Regions from separate parts of the Homo sapiens genome. Here region 2 is linked to region 1. Evidence: read pairs that join two places in POLR2A ChIA-PET (ENCODE). Cell type or tissue: OCI-LY7. All regions are shown on one strand.

Region 1 (8,000 bases):
TGCAGTCCCAAATGTGCATACTCTATATTGTATACAAATAAAACAAAATTATCAGTAGTATAAATCTTACAGCATTGTTTGCAAAAATGCATGCCAAAGTCACAATAAGCAATACTGTACCACAAATTATAGAGTGCAAATGATTTGCTTCTTTTTAATGCTTTTATTCTACATAAATTACTACCATAGGCTAATGTTTAAAAAGCAAATAAACTGGACAGATGCAGGACAAAATCTGGTCACCCAACTATAAAAGGTGATGTTTTTAAAAAATTACAATAAATGCAGAAGTGATGCATGCAGTAGCCTTAATTCCCACTGTTCCAGAAAAGAAAAATACAGAAAAACCCACACATCTTACTGTACTCCACCTTAAAATGCATCATATTGGGTTTGTTTATAACAGCACAGAATTCCAAGAGTCAAAATGAAATAAAGCAGGTATTTTAAAGTTTAAGAGCCGTTATCAAAAATAAATTACATTTTTTCAAGATACAGAAATGCTGCTATGATGGCTGGGAGCCCAGTAACCTTTCAATAGCTGCATTGATATCACCTCCTGTTGCTATTAGAGCTTGCAAGTTTGCTTCACGGTTCAAAAATCCCATTGCACTGAGTTGTTCCAGTTGTTGCTGAAATCTGACTTCTGGATTCTGTAGCTATTAAAGAAAAAAAAAATTAATCCAACTCTAAAGGAAGCCAGTCCCTGCCACACATGACTTTTAAAATTTTTTAATTGCTTTTTTATAACATATGCTGATCTACTGAGCTTTAAAAACACTGCCCACCTCTTGAAACTTATCCAACATATTTAAAAGTCCATTAGCAGTTTATTTTAAATAGTCTAGTTTGTACCTAAATAATCATGTCAAATAGATCACGACTCTACTTTAGGGGAGGGGGAGAAAAGCTTAATAAACATCAACCATTATTTTAGAGGATCACGTACATGCAGAAAAACCTGTATGTGTGTGTGTATATACATATACATATACACACACACACACACACACACACACACACACACACACACAGATAGTTCAGAATTAGATGATTTGTGTAGCTACTGACCAATTGAGTAACTATAAAAGCTGGTATCCTCATGTATAAAATTCTAAAGCTTCAATGATTCTTCGAATGAATGTGAGTTTAATTTTTGCACTGGACAGTCAATTCTTAGAAAAGAGCTTCAGTTTCAGGCCCAAAATTATACTCTTAATTCTGACATTTCAGCAGCATCAAATCTTTTCTTCAGAAATGAAGTTAAAAAAAAAAATCTCCATATAAATGACCAATCAATCCTAGGCCTACCTGATAATTTGGAGGCTTGTAAGTTAACTTATGTCACAATTAATTCTAATACTCCAAATCCTTCTTTCTTATTTATTCCATGAATATTTACTGAGTACCTACCAAGAGCCAGAAACTATGCTACGCTAGCTTATCAGGAATACAGATATGTATGAGACAGAACCCTACCCTATTTATTATATTTAGTAAGGCTTGAAAACAGAAAGCAGGCCAGGCTCACGCCTGTAATCCCAGCACTTTGGGAGGCCAAGGCGGGTGAGATCGCTTGAGCTCAGGAGTTTGAGACCAACCTGGGCAACACGGTTGAAACCCCAGCTCTACAAAAAATACAAAAATTAGCCAGGTGTGGTGGTCTGCGCCTGTAATCCCAGCTACTCCAGAGGCTAAGGTGGGAGGATTGCTGCAGCCCAGGAGGTGCAGGTCGCAGTGAGCTGTGATTGCATCCAGCCTGGGCACTTTGTCAAAAGGGAAAGGGAAAGAAAAAAAAAAAAGGGAAAGGCAAAGAGGGGAAAGAGGAAAAAGGGGAAAGGGGGAAGGGGAAGAGGAAAGGGAAAAGGGAAAGGGGAAGAGGAAGGAGGAAAAGGAAAGGGGAAAGGAGAAAGGGAAAGAAAAAAGAAACCCAGAAAAGAAAACAGAAAGCACCTAACAGACCTTGAGACATTAAGAAGTTTGGGGACAACCTAATAAAACAGGTTTAAACTGGCGATCATCTTTATATAATGGCACATTATTAGTAAAACCAATGTATGTTTGTAGATGCAACCACATTATTAGGGGGTCCATATTCTTTAGCCATATTTACGAGATATATATATATGTAACACAAGCTACCGCAGGAGGTGGTGTCATGGGTGGAGTTAAGGTAGTTAGGACTTTTTTCCAGTCAAAAGACAGACTAGAATACAGCTGCCCTGGAGGTACTTGGGATAATCAAGTTTCCATTCCTCCCTAAGAACTTTTTTAAAGCAAAATCTATTTCAAATGATTTTCAAATAGGAACAAAAAAAATGCATTTTTAAAGGCAATTTCTAAAAAATAAGACTTTAGGTTGTAGCATGTCTTCTCTACAACCGTAACAACGTTTCCTTTAGTGTCTCAGCACCAAAGTCAACAATTTTTGTAATGCCTGTTTTCTTACTCAATATCCTTAAGACTGTATTTTTCATTAATCTAAACACCTAAGAACTACTGCTTTCCTTTTTTCTCCCTTTTTCCTTCTTTTTGGAAATTTCTAAATTTCCAACATTAAGGAATACAAAACTTGAATGGAAAAGAACTGATACCTGAGGATTTACTCCAGCAAGAGCCTGCAGCATCTGCTGAATAAACTGCTGATGTCCAGGTTCAGTGGTTCCTGCTGTGGGACTTGTGTTTTCACTAGGTGTGGCGTTAGATCCATTAGTTCCCGAAGAGCCTCCAGTGCTTCCTAATGCCCCCAAGCCAGGAGTAAACCTACAGAAAGCACAAATAGGAAATATCCTAAGGTCCTGCAAAACCAGAAGCCAGTCCGTAAATCAGTTACATTTTAATATAAGCTAAGCCATCTTCTTAAAATAAGCCCTTTTGGCCTGGTGCAGTGGCTCATTCTGGGAGACCGATGATCCCAGCAGCCCAGGAATTTGAGATCAGCTTAGGCAACATTGTTGAGACTTCATCTCTACAAAAAATAAAAACAAAATTAGCTGGGTGTGCTGGTGCACACCTGTAGTATCAGTTACTTGGCAGGCTGAGGTAAGAGGATTGCTTTAGCCCAGGAGGTAGAGGCTGAAGTGAGCTGAGATCGCGCCACTGCACTCCAGTCTGCTCGATGGAGTGAGACTATCTCTAAAAGGAATTTAAAAAATAATAATAATCATTTTTAACTTTGAAAACCCTGACTTAAAAACAATCATAGCCAGGCACTGTGTCCCAACTACTGGGGAGGCTGAGGTGGGAGGATCACCTGAGCTTAGAAGTTCAAGTTCAGCCAGGGTAAAAGAGCAAAAACCGATCTCTTAATAAATAAATAAGTAAATAAATAAATAAAAACGGTGGGGGAGAACCAGGTGCTATGGCTCATGTCTCTGATCCCACTTTGGGAGGCCAAATCTCTTGAGCCCAGAAGTTTGAGACCAGCCTGGATAACATGGCAAAGCTCCATCTCTAAAAACAGTAACAACAACAAATTATATATATAAATTAGCTAGGTGTGGTGGTGCACACCTGTAGTCCCAGCTACTTGGGAGGCTGAGGTGAGAGAATCCCTTGAGCCCGAGAGGTCGAGGCTGCAGTGAGCCACAACTGCGCCCCCACACTCATAGCCTAGGCGAAGGGCGAGACCCTGTATCCCACCAAAAAAAAAAAAAAAAAAAAAAAGGCAGGCAGAATAATACTAAATCTGAAATTCTCAGAGAAAGTAACCATTATACACTTTCATTATCTTCCCCAAATAAGCCTACCCTGGGATGAGGCCCGGGGCTTCCGTTGCTAATGTCTGTAAACCCTGCTGAATCTGTAACAAGGCCTGCATTGCTCTAGGGTTTGACATTGCTGATAGTGTATCAGGATTCTGCATCTAAGGAAGAAAGAAAACTAGTGGTTACAAAGGAATTAAAATCAGTGAACGTAAATTTTTAAATCTTTTCTCTGTTATGCTTCTGGAGAAAATCTAAAACCTTACTCCTGGACACTGGTAATCCATAATTTCTTTCCCAAAATAAACGCAAGTATCTCCTCTTTGACAGCAAACCTAGTGTGCAAATTATTACTTGACCTCCTCCTAAGTCCATCATGAAAGCCATTTCCATAATGGAAGAAAATCAGGAGCTACTTTGGAAGCCACAACTATTCCCCTTCTCCAACAGAAGATAAAGTATTACTTCTAAGACACAACCTCCAAAGGCACAATTCTTACGACGTGGATATGGTAAAAAGCCACATATTCCACCTAACCAAGTGTTATCTGTTACTAATATAACAATTTTACCAGTAAGGTACACTCTAAAACAACAGTTCCAAATTTGACGTTAATACATGTATCCTGAGTTTAGCTTTACTACTTCCAAATATACACCACCTGACTAACCAAAGATAGGCTTACATCATTACAATAGATCAAGGACACCAACCTTGGAAAATGGTTTACAGGTCTGAGAGTCATTTGCATAATACATGAGGCCCTAGAACTACCAGTTTCAAAACACCAAGACTGACTTCTCTTTTGTCGTTTTAAATAATAAAATACCATGGCAATCTCAAGTACTCGTTTATACTATAACCTTCCTTACTTCCTTATATGACAACACTGACTATTTTAATCTTACTAATCCCGAGTTTGAGGAAATGAGATCTACCCCTTGGGGAAAAAAAGCCTTCTACTAATTTGGAAGAAAACCTATAAAATAGAATAGGGTAGCTCTTTCCTGTTACTCAAAATTAGTTAAACCATAAAGCGTAACATGACACAAGGAAGCACTTCAAAGTTAGTACAATGAAAGGAAATGGTTTATGGTATTAACAAAGCATTCAAAATCCTAGGTCCTCAAAAGCAAAAACAAAATGTTCTTTCCTCAGAATGTATGTTTAAGAAACATAAGCAAAAGGTCAGCAGTGAAATGGGACTCAGTGAAGATCAAGCTGAATTCTCTACGAATTGACAGCATTATTGGTCTCTATTCTATGTTTTGCTATCAGCCAGAGAAGAGCAAGGAAAAATGTTTATCATCAAATTTTTTCAAGCAAATCATTACCCAAGATAGCTAACATCTTGTCTTACTCACTTGTTGGAGGAAAGTTGGGAGCTGTTGTCTCATTTGTTCTTGAAGCTGAGGATTTCCAGCAAATAGGGGATTATTCAGCATCATCTATGGGGCAAGTGTTCAAACAATTTTAACTGGAAATATCTGAAACAAGTAATGTACCTTGTTTTATTCTATCTTCCCCCAAGTGCCTCAGCTGGCACTTAAAAGGGAGGAAGGTAGAACATAAATAAAAAAAGGAAAAGGGAAGATACTGTCCACAAGAGGGATCTCCAGAAGAACAAAAACAAAAAAATGAGGCATATTCTCTCTCAATGAGAATGGTGGTTATGATAATGACATGCAATATCCTAAAAAATAAAAGCAATCATTTTCTTAGGCTTTTCCTTGAACAAACGTGAATATATGCCATTGAAAGAAAAATGGGAGTAACTGGCATTCATGAAGATATATTTTCTACTACACTGGCAGAATAAACATAAACATCAATACATGAACTATGTAACATGGCTTGCTTAGAAACCTCAACACACAAGTGGCAGGCACAGAGAAAATCTAGATCTGAAAAGGACCACTACATCTACCTGCCTACTACAAAACAGCTAATATTAGGTCCAAAAAAATAACACCGCAAAACAGCAACCAACTTGCCAGAGAAATGGAGCTGCTAGGTGAAAATCAGTCAGGCCTAGCACCAACAGTCCTCTGGGAAAAGTATTAAAATGATTTAAGACCTAAAAGATGTAAATCCATTTGAGAACACCAAGATTAGCATCTGGATTTCACCTCACTACTACCAGAGATGAGAAAAGTGGCATCTCCTAAACTTCAAATAAACGTTAAGAATTTAAAAATCAGGATCATTATTAGTATGATGTCATATACCTGAAAATAAGATTAAAATACACAAGGAGCATAACCAGAGCTAATAAATTCTTGTAGCTTCAAAAGACACATTTTATATCATTTTCCCCAGGCGGAGTAAAAAGTCAACTAACAAGGATTTACTGATAGCCTATTTATCTATCCAAAGTCTGGGGAGGAAATGATCCTTGCCCTCAAGAAGTTAACCGTATTTAAGAGCAATGTAAATGCTGGTAGAGAAAATTCGCCCCAATTCTTGCAAAGTGATCTTTTAGTTAATTTCAATACAATAACAAAAGCAGATGTCAGACAACCTTTCAGGAACATACAGTATTTATTTCAAAGTGACCAGTAAGTTCACAGTAAGTAAACTCATACAGGCTTAAGGTCAACAAACCTGCTTCTTTATTGGTTCCAAATACTTATCATCAACATATTAACGAGGTTATCACACATATCTTTTGGAATTCACTTCATTTCATCTTAAAAAAGCATGTCATCTTAAACGTATCCTTTCACAGATAATCATCTTATTAGATACTTCTTATAACTTACCTGAGTGCTTATACCACAAGTTTTTACACTCAAGAGTCTTTTTAAATATTTAAAAATCAAAAGAATAGAAAAACCACAAATTTTAATCTGCAGATAACAAGAACATTGTAAAAGTTTCTAAATTATCTGTAATAAAAGACATGCCAATCTAGTACTAGCAACATTTTGTTTTAGAGTAAAAAAATAGTATGTGAGTGCTCAAGTCACTTTACTAAAGTAAGATTATTACAAAATTGCTACGCATGTGCTTGTTAAAGTCAAATTTTAAAAGCAAGATGCACATTCAGTATTAGCCAAATACACACTTAAAATGGCTTATTATGGTAAATTGAAGCATTTAATACTAACAACTCAGTCTGATAAGTTTCATATGCATAAATCAATCTTCCATAAAATGTACCTCCAATATACAGAATCACAGACACAAAAATTCTTCTTAAAATTTGTTATTTCCAATTCCACAAATTTGGTGAGGGCATAAGTTATTACTGAGAATTATACACAAAGATACCTGAATCAATATAGTTTTAGAATTTAGAAAATAAAAACCATTCATTTGACTTAAAGCTTTTAAAATTTAAGGGATGAGATTAACTATAAAGTCTTCCAAATTCCTGACACACTACAGAAGCCATTTTTAACGAACAGCAAATATAAACTACAGATTATCAAGGTTTATTTCACATTCTCCGTGGTTTTTCAAGCCCTGTGGTATGGAACCTAGATAGTACCTAGGCAACTTGAGGGAGAAAGGGTTATCGGACGCAATTATCTCAAAATCTCTAAGGATGAGGCCCCAACCATCGGTACTGTCTATAAAGCTTCCCAAGTGATCCTGAGTGTTCAGCCAGCATTAAGATCCCCAATTTTCTTAGCTGTGGTCTCTTTAGAAACAAATTAGAAAAAGGAATACATTAATAAGGGACCTGTATACGATTTTCAGCAGGGGAATCAATAGTTGAAAGAAGGAGAACATTGTTCTGACAAATTCCCGTCTTTAATAAATGCTATTTTACAACTGCCATTCTGAGCATGACTATTATAATCTGAGTGATCTACTAAATAAAAGTATTTCAAATGTATTAACATTGCTCTTAATTGCTTTCAAGATTTACATTTCATTAAGTAGTTTATCTTCAAAAGAGTGGGCATTCCAGAACTCTGTACTTGTCTCCTAACTCAACATATGTAGAAACAAACTAAACCTGCACTTCTTTCTAGTCAATGAATGGCAGAGATAAAGTTGTTTTAATTACATATGAAGTATTAATTTACTGCAAAGAAACACACGGTCTAAAAAATTGGAGACACAGTTTACTTATTTTTCTAGTGTATTAAGATATCATACACAACACAAATGTGCCAAAATCACAATTACAAGATTAGGTTATTTTAATTCACACTGCACAGTCTTTTTCAATACAATTACAAACTCACCTGTGCAGCAAGGTCAGGATTCTGGCTTAGTGACTGCATCATGCTTCTCATGTAGGGGGCAGACAACATGTTTTGCATCAGTTGTGGGTTTTCAGT
Region 2 (8,000 bases), 230 kb after region 1:
GAAGTTGTTGTTCTATTATTTTTTCATTCTTTGTAGAAGAGAGATGAAAATTTTTAATATAGAGCACTTCAGTACATTTAGATTATGATTAAAAATGAATTTTACATTGACCAAAATCATAACTACTTTAATAATACAGTCAATTCTCATTTATCCAGAGACTAGCTCTCTGGTGTTCACAAGTAACTAACATTGTTCTGAGTGGTAAAACCTTTTTAATAGTAAGGAGCAACAAACACAGCCAAAAAAGTCAAAAGTCAAATACTCAAAGATAACACGCCATCCACTGTGACTGGATGCTTTGCCAACCTGAAGCACTTTGATTAGCTATCTTTATTAAAGTATGGACTTTCTGAGTGAAATCCAAGAAGTAAAAAGAAACAAGAAAGTTCAAAAAGTGGAGAAAGAATTGTAGGCAGCAGAGTTTGCAGCAAAGGAGGCAGAAGGAGGTAACAAGTGCAGGGAAGTGAAAGCCTTAGTGAAAAAGGAAGCCAAAAGCAGACAGATAGAAGATAGCCAACTGATAGTCCTGAGAGGAAGGAGAACTTGGAAATCAAAGGCAGAACAAATTGTGTATCAGGAATGTGTGTGTGTGTTTGTGTATATGTGGTTTAGTATTTTTTGTGTATCCTCTAAAGAAAATTTTTGAAGTGTATCAAATCTAGAAAGCTCTAATGTCAATCTTTGTTTTACAAGCACAAATTTATGTAAATAAGAAACAGTCATTCATCTTAATACTTCACATGTACTACAATGTTGAAATAGGAAAAAAAACCTTACATTTTCATTGTATAAATGCTGAGCAATAAAAATGCAACCTTACTTAAAAATCACGTATTCAGATAATTAAAATATACAACATCAAAGGATTCAATGGAGTTCTTACATTGCCTGGGAAAAGGATAAAAGTACCAATTAATATTAGGGTGCATGGTATACTCTCTAGGATAACCACTAAAAAAAGAGTAAAACTATAACTTCTAAGTTAGTGGAGAAAACAACAGAAAAAGAAAAAATAACCAATGATCCAAAAGAGGGAAAAAGGAACACAGAGGAGGAAGGATAAATAAAAGGCACAATGGTGGATTTTTACCAAAACAGTAATTATGTTAAATTAATGAATGAATAATGAAATTAAAAGATAAAGACTATCAGAAAGGATTTTAAGATTATCTAACCATATGCTGCTTACAAGAAACATATCTAAAATAGACACAGAAAGATTAAAAATAAGATAGAAAAAGAGATACCATGTAAATATTAATCAAAAGAAAGCTGGTGTAGCTATAGTAATGTCAAGGTAAGCTTTAAGGCAAAACTCATTAGATAAGAAGAGGTAAAAATGATTAAAAGAGCAATTCACCAGGATGGTATAACAATTCTACATTTGTGTCCACTTAATAACACAGCTTCAATATTTGTAGTGCAAAAACTATCAGCACTTCAGGGAGAAATAAGACAAATCCAAAATTATAGTAGGGCTGGGCACAGTGGCTCACACCTGTAATCCCAGCACGCTGGGAAGCCAAGGCCAGTAGATCACTTGAGCCCAAGAGTTTGAGAGCAGCCTGGACAACATGGTGAAGAACCCCTTCTCTACAAAAAATACAAGAATTAGCAGGGCATTGTGGTGTGCACCTGTGGTCCCAGCTACTCAGGAGGCTGAAGTGGGAGGACTGCTTGAGCCCAGGAGGTCGAGGCTACAGTGACTCATGATCGTGCCACTGTGCCCCAGCCTGGGTGACAGAGTTGAGGTCTGTCATAGTGGGAGATTTTAACATCACTTTATAAATTACTGATATAACAAAAAGACTTCAAAGGTGAGTAAAAAATGTAGATTTGAATAATAGGATTAACAGTGCCCAATGACTGCAGAATGCATATTCTTCTCAAGTACCTCTGTAACATTTACAAACATTTGCCTTATTCTGAGCCAAAAAGCAAGTTTCAATACATTCAAAGGACTGAAATCAGAGATAGTATGTTATCTGATCACAATGCAATAAAAATTGATTAAAGAAAAATAAATCCCCCATGTCCTGTAAATAAAATAACTATGTTATTCACAAGTCAAAAAAAAAGTCACAATGAAAATTAGGAAACATTTTGAGCTCAATGTGGAGTGCAAGTCAAGATAAGCTTAGAAATATGTAAGCTTATCTTGACTTGCACTCACAAAGAAGAGAAGCTAAAAATCAATATACTAAATATTCATCTAAAGATGTTAAAAAGATAGCAGGAGGTTACCCCAAAAGTAGAAGGAATTAAATAATAAAGGGCAGAAATTAGTGAAATAGTGAACAAACTAATGAAATAATGAACAAACATACACTAGTGAGGATTAACAAAGTCAAAAATTGTCTCTTTGAAGAGACTAATGAATTGGTAATTTTACTAGCTAGTGAAACTGCAAGAAAAAAAAGTGAGAGAAGGCACAAATAATCAGGAATGAAAAAGGGGACATGTGACTACACAGTCCCCTTTATTCATTAATAAAGATATTAATGAATAAAAGACTATCATAAACAAACTTATGCCAATACATTTGAAAATTATATACAATGGTCAAATTCCTAGAAAAATAAACCTTATCAAAACTGGAGGAAAAGAAAATACTAATATGATTTAATTCATAAAACATACCCCCAAAGAAAATTTCCAGTCCCAAATGCTTAACAGGCTAATTCAACCAAACATTTAAGAAAGAAATAATACCAATTTTCACACACCTTTCCAGGTATAGGGGGAATTAAATAATCTATATTATGAGGCCAGCATAACTTGTTACAATATCTGACAAGAATACTATGAGAAAGAAAAATATAGGACAAACTTACTGACAAATATAAACATCACACTAGCAAACCAAATCTAGGTCAATTGTGCAGAAGAGTTAACATAGCAGACCTGACTGCTATCTTTTAGAAGACCTGCTATGAGGTTGTCAGATGTCTGAGAACTTGGATTTTGGGAGTGTTTCTTAAACACTCTGATTATACTGACTCACTGTGCTCAACTGTTTGCACTATCAATGTGGTTTATGCTGTACACCTGCTTTCCTTGTAGTCTGGGACTTTGGTTCATGCTAGGCAAAGGGTGCCTTCATGACCCACGCATCCTCAATATAACCCATAGGCACTGAGTCTACTTAGTTTCCCCGCCAGATAACATTTTATAGGTGTTGTCACAACTCATTGCTGGGGGATTAAGCACATCCTCTGTGACTCTGCTGAGAGACAAGTCTTGGAAGCTTGTGCCTGGTTTCCTCCAGACTTTGTTCCATGTGTCTTTTTCCTTTGCTGATCTTGCTCTGCATCCTTTCACTGTAATAAATCCTAGCCAGGAGAATGAATATATATTGAGTTCTCATAGTACATCATCCAATCTGAGGGTGGTTTTGGGGAACCCCCAATACAACAGTACATCACAACATCAACAACAAAAAGGGTTTATTCCAGGAATAAAAGATTGGTTAAAAATCAGATCAATCGGCCGGGCACTGTGGCTCACACCTGTAATCCCAGCACTTTGGGAGGCTGAGGTGGGCAGATCATAAGGTCAGGAGATCGAGACCAAGACCATCCTGGCTAACACAGTGAAACCCCGTCTCCACTAAAAATGCAAAAAAAAAAAAAAAAATTAGCCAGGCATGGCGGCGGGCGCCTGTAGTCCCAGCTACTTGGGAGGCTGAGGCAGGAGAATGGCATGAACCCAGGAGGCAGAGCTTGCAGTGAGCCGAGATCACACCACTGCACTCCAGCCTGGGTGACACAGTGAGACTCTGCCTCGAAAAAAAAAAAAAAAAAATCAGGTCAATCAGTGTAACTCACCATATTAGCAGAATAAGGAAGAAAAATCATATGATAAAGAAAAATCATTTGATAAAAATCAATATCCATTCATAATAAAAATTCTCAGTTATTTCCTTAGTTTGGGAAAGGGTAAATTAAAAATACCTATAGAAAATATAATAACTTCAGAGTGAAATTTTGAAAGCTTTTCCTCTATGATTGGAAACAAGACAAGGATGCTTTCTATCACCACTTGTATTCAACACTGCATTGGAGATCCCAGCAAATACAAGAAGGTATTTTTATAATAACTTTATTGAGACAAAATTCACATACTATAGAATCCAACTATTTAAAGTATACAATATAGAAGATATAGAAGAAAAAGATACAGAAGGTGAAAGGATTATAAAGGAAGAAATGAAACTGTTACTATTTGCAGATGACATAATTATAAATGAAAATCCAAAAGAATTTACAGATAAAATATTAGAATTAAAAAGCAAGTATAGACCGGGCACGGTGGCTAACGCCTGTAATCCCAGTACTTTGGGAGGCCAAGGCAGGTAGATCATTTGAGGTCAGGAGTGATTGACTGACATGTTGAAACCCTGTCTCTACTAAAAATACAAAAAAAATTAGCCAGGCATGGTTGTGCATGCCTGTAGTCCCAGCTACTAGGGAGGTGGAGGCAGGAGAAGCACTTGAACCTAGGAGGCAGAGGTTACAGTGAGCCGAGATCATGCCATTGCACTCCAGCCTGGATGACAGAGTGAGACTCTGTCTCAAAAAAAAAAAAAAAAAAAAAAAACAAAACACACACAAGTTTATAGCCAGGCATGGCAGCGGGTGCCTGTAATCCCAGCTATACAGGAGACTGAGGCAGGAGAATCGCTTGAGCCCGGGAGGCAGAGGTTGCAGTGAGCGGAGATTGTGCCACTGCGCTCTTATCTTGGGTGACACAGTGAGACTCCGTCTCAAAAACAACAAAAAAAAGAAATTACTTCCAAAAAGTTTGGATCTTTTCCATTTATCTTGGGAATTTTGAAGGCTCCCCACTTGATGGTAACTGTAGACACTCCTTATCAAAAACTGAGTTTAGTCAGGTTGCTGGATATATAATGTATTAATATCTAAAAATTAGTACAGTTCCACATACCAACAATTAGGGAATTTGAAAAATAAAATTTTTTAAAGATTCCATTTATAGTGACAGAAAAAAAATCAAGTACCTAAAAAGAAATCTATAAATTATTTGCAATATTTCTGCACAAAAAAATGTAGGCCATTACTGAGAAAAAATAAAGGAAATCTAAGTAAATGGAGAACAATACCATGCTTATGGATTAGGAGACTCAATCAAAATATGTTCATTAATTCTAAACATATATAAATGTAATTTAATGTTAATTAATGTTAACCAACTTGATTGAATCTTTCTATAATGTATACATACATCAAAACATTACACTGTATCCCAGAAACATACAAAATTATTTGATCACGAAAAATAAATAAATGAAAATAGCATACTAAGTGAAAGAAGTCACACACAAAGGCCACTTACTGTATGATTCCAGTTGTATGAAATGTTTAGAATAGGCAAATCCATAGAAGTAGAAAGTAAAGTGGTTTTTGCCAGGGGCTGAGGAAAGGAGGAAAATGAGGAGTGACTGCTAGTGGATACAATATTTTCATTTTCATTTTGGGTTGATAAAAATATTCTAAAATTAGATGGTGTGATGGTTAAACAATTCTGTAAATACATAAAAAAATCATTGAATTGTATATTTGAAGGGCTGCATTCTATAGTATGTGAATTATATCTCAATAAAGTAATTATTTTAAAAATTTAAAAATTAAAATAAAATTTATATGGAACAACCAAGACATCTGGGGAGTGGGGAGGGAAGAAGAAAAGCAGAAGGCCTTGCTCTACAAAATATCTAGACTTATTATAAACCTACAATAAATAAGAAATGTGATCTTGGCTCAAGGAGATACAAATCAACCAACAGAATAGAAGGCCAAGAAATAGACAAGAGATTCATGCACAAATGGACCTTGATTTATGATAAAGATAGCACTCAAAACAGTTGTGAGAAGATGGTTTCCAATAAATGATGCTAGAACAAATGAATATCTATATGTTTAAAAAATGAAATTTGATCTTTACTTTACTCCATACACAGAAATCAATTCCTGGAGGACTATACAGCTAAATGTGGAAGGCAAAACAATAAAGCTTCTGGAAGATAATATAGAAAGTATCCTCAGAGGAAACAACTGGGGAAAGGAAAAACTTATTAAATAGAGAACAAATACCATTAACCATAAAGGAAAAGATTGATGAATTTGATTACAATAAGAACTCTTCATCAAAGATACCACTGAGAGTAAAAAGCAAGCCACAGAAAAATTATTTGCAATCATGTAAGTGACAAAGCGCTCACACCCAGAATATACAACAAACTTCTACAAATTAATCTAGAAGACAGGTAACTCAATAGAAAAACAAACAAGAGACTTGAATGAGTACTTCACAAAGGAGGATATCCAAATAGCCAAAAACATATGAAAAAAATGCTCAACCTCACTAGTCATCAGGGAAATGCAAACTAAAGCCACAATAAAATACTACATGCCTACCAGATTGGCTAAGATTTAAAAATTAATAACAAATGTTGAGAAGCACATGGAACAGTGAGAATGCTCACATGGAATAGTGAGAATGCTGGGTGGGAGTATAAAGTGGAAAACAATCTGGTATCACCTACAAAAGTTAAAGATATATCTACCCTATGGCCTAGCAATTCAACTCTTAGGCACAAATCTGAAAGAAATATATGTGCATGTGCACCGAGAGACACTGAAAATTCACGAGAAAATTTCACAGAAAGCCACAAATGTCCATCAAACAGTAGAACAGAAAATAAATTGTGGTATAGTCATACAATAAAATCCTATGTAGCTATAAAACTAAACAAACCACAGTCACACATTACAGATAAAATATTAGAATTTACAGAAAAAATATTATGATTAAAAAGTGGATGAATCATAACAATGTTCAACAAAAGCAGCCAGATACTGAATAAGCTATACTGAATAAATTAATAAAAATTCCAAAAACTAAACTGTAGTGTTGAAGGATACATATTTAGATAGTAAAACCATAAGAAAAGCAAAGAAATGATTACCATGTAAGTCAAGAGAGTGGCTCTCTGAGGAAGAGGGAGGAATAATAATTGTAAGGAGGCACTAAAAATTTTGAGGCGCTGGCAGTTAGCAATTTCTTGACCTGGTGGTGGTTACCCAGCTGTTCTCTCTGTGATAAATCACTGATTAATATGCATTGTTTTGTATATACTTTAGTTTTATGTTTTTAAATTATTATACAATTAGGGCCAGGCATGGTGGCTCATACCTGTAATCAATCTCAGCACTTTGGGAAGCTGAGGTGGTAGGATCACTGAGCCCAGGAGTTCGAGACCAGCTTGAGCAACACAGTGAGACCCTGTCTCCACAAAAAAATCAGAAAATTAGCCGGGCACGGTGGCATGCACCTGTGGTCACAGCTACTCATGAGGCTGAGGCGGGAGGATCACTTGAGCCTGGGAGGTCGAGGCTGCAGTGAGCTGTGATTGTGCCAGTGCACACCAGCCTGAGCAACAGAATGAGATCCTGTCTCAAAACAAACAAAACAACAACAACAAACAACAACAAAATACAATTAGAAGGGTTAAAAAAGAAAACAAAAATCAAACAACGTAAAAATCAAAATCTGATGTGTGCTGGATCAGATTATTTCTCGGGGCATTAGTTATTCCCTGATAGGAAGCTAAAGGCTTTAAATGATATTAACTATTTGGGGTGATGGGAGAAGCCACAGCCAGGGAGTTTAATATGTAGAGGCATACTATGTTATACTGTAGACATATCCATGTTAATATAATAGGAAAGCTAAGATAGAAAATTTGAAAGATGTAAGCAAAGTTAAAAAGCAAATCACTCACGAGGTGTAAGAGGATAATTTAATACATTTTAAAGTTTAAATTATGTATTTACCATCCAACTCCTAACAATATTGCATTTCCTAATACCTTGGCAAACAACAGGAAGGAAAAGTATGGAAAAATAACCATGATATGATTTATAAATTAATTTCCTGGGTATTATCTTTATATTTCTAAAACCAAAGTCAGGCTA

The links. ChIA-PET counts read pairs that join two places held together with the same protein. Peaks named below come from ENCODE experiments on the same cell type or tissue, not always from the same donor. Only the 100,000 strongest peaks of a DNase experiment are listed, where the experiment ranks them.
Region 2: POLR2A ChIA-PET joins it to region 1 with 7 read pairs; 2 of 35 experiments call an interaction of 5 or more read pairs at or near these places.

The regions. Positions count from the first base shown.
Region 1 is chr9:83,661,281-83,669,280 of GRCh38, forward strand. It overlaps UBQLN1 (ubiquilin 1), which reads right to left. Exons shown (of 11, transcript NM_013438.5): 7 at 7,905-8,000; 8 at 5,070-5,153; 9 at 3,750-3,865; 10 at 2,595-2,763; 11 at 1-659. The coding sequence ends at 507. Among named protein-coding and RNA genes, the nearest start is that of IDNK, 42 kb to the left of the region's middle. In OCI-LY7, a CTCF peak has its summit at 5,342 (motif pointing right); no DNase peak of the experiment used is centred here; H3K27ac peaks cover 1,186 bases.
Region 2 is chr9:83,891,474-83,899,473 of GRCh38, forward strand. KIF27 (kinesin family member 27) reads right to left here. Exons shown (of 18, transcript NM_017576.4): 6 at 1-28. Among named protein-coding and RNA genes, the nearest start is that of KIF27, 26 kb to the right of the region's middle. In OCI-LY7, no CTCF peak of the experiment used is centred here; no DNase peak of the experiment used is centred here.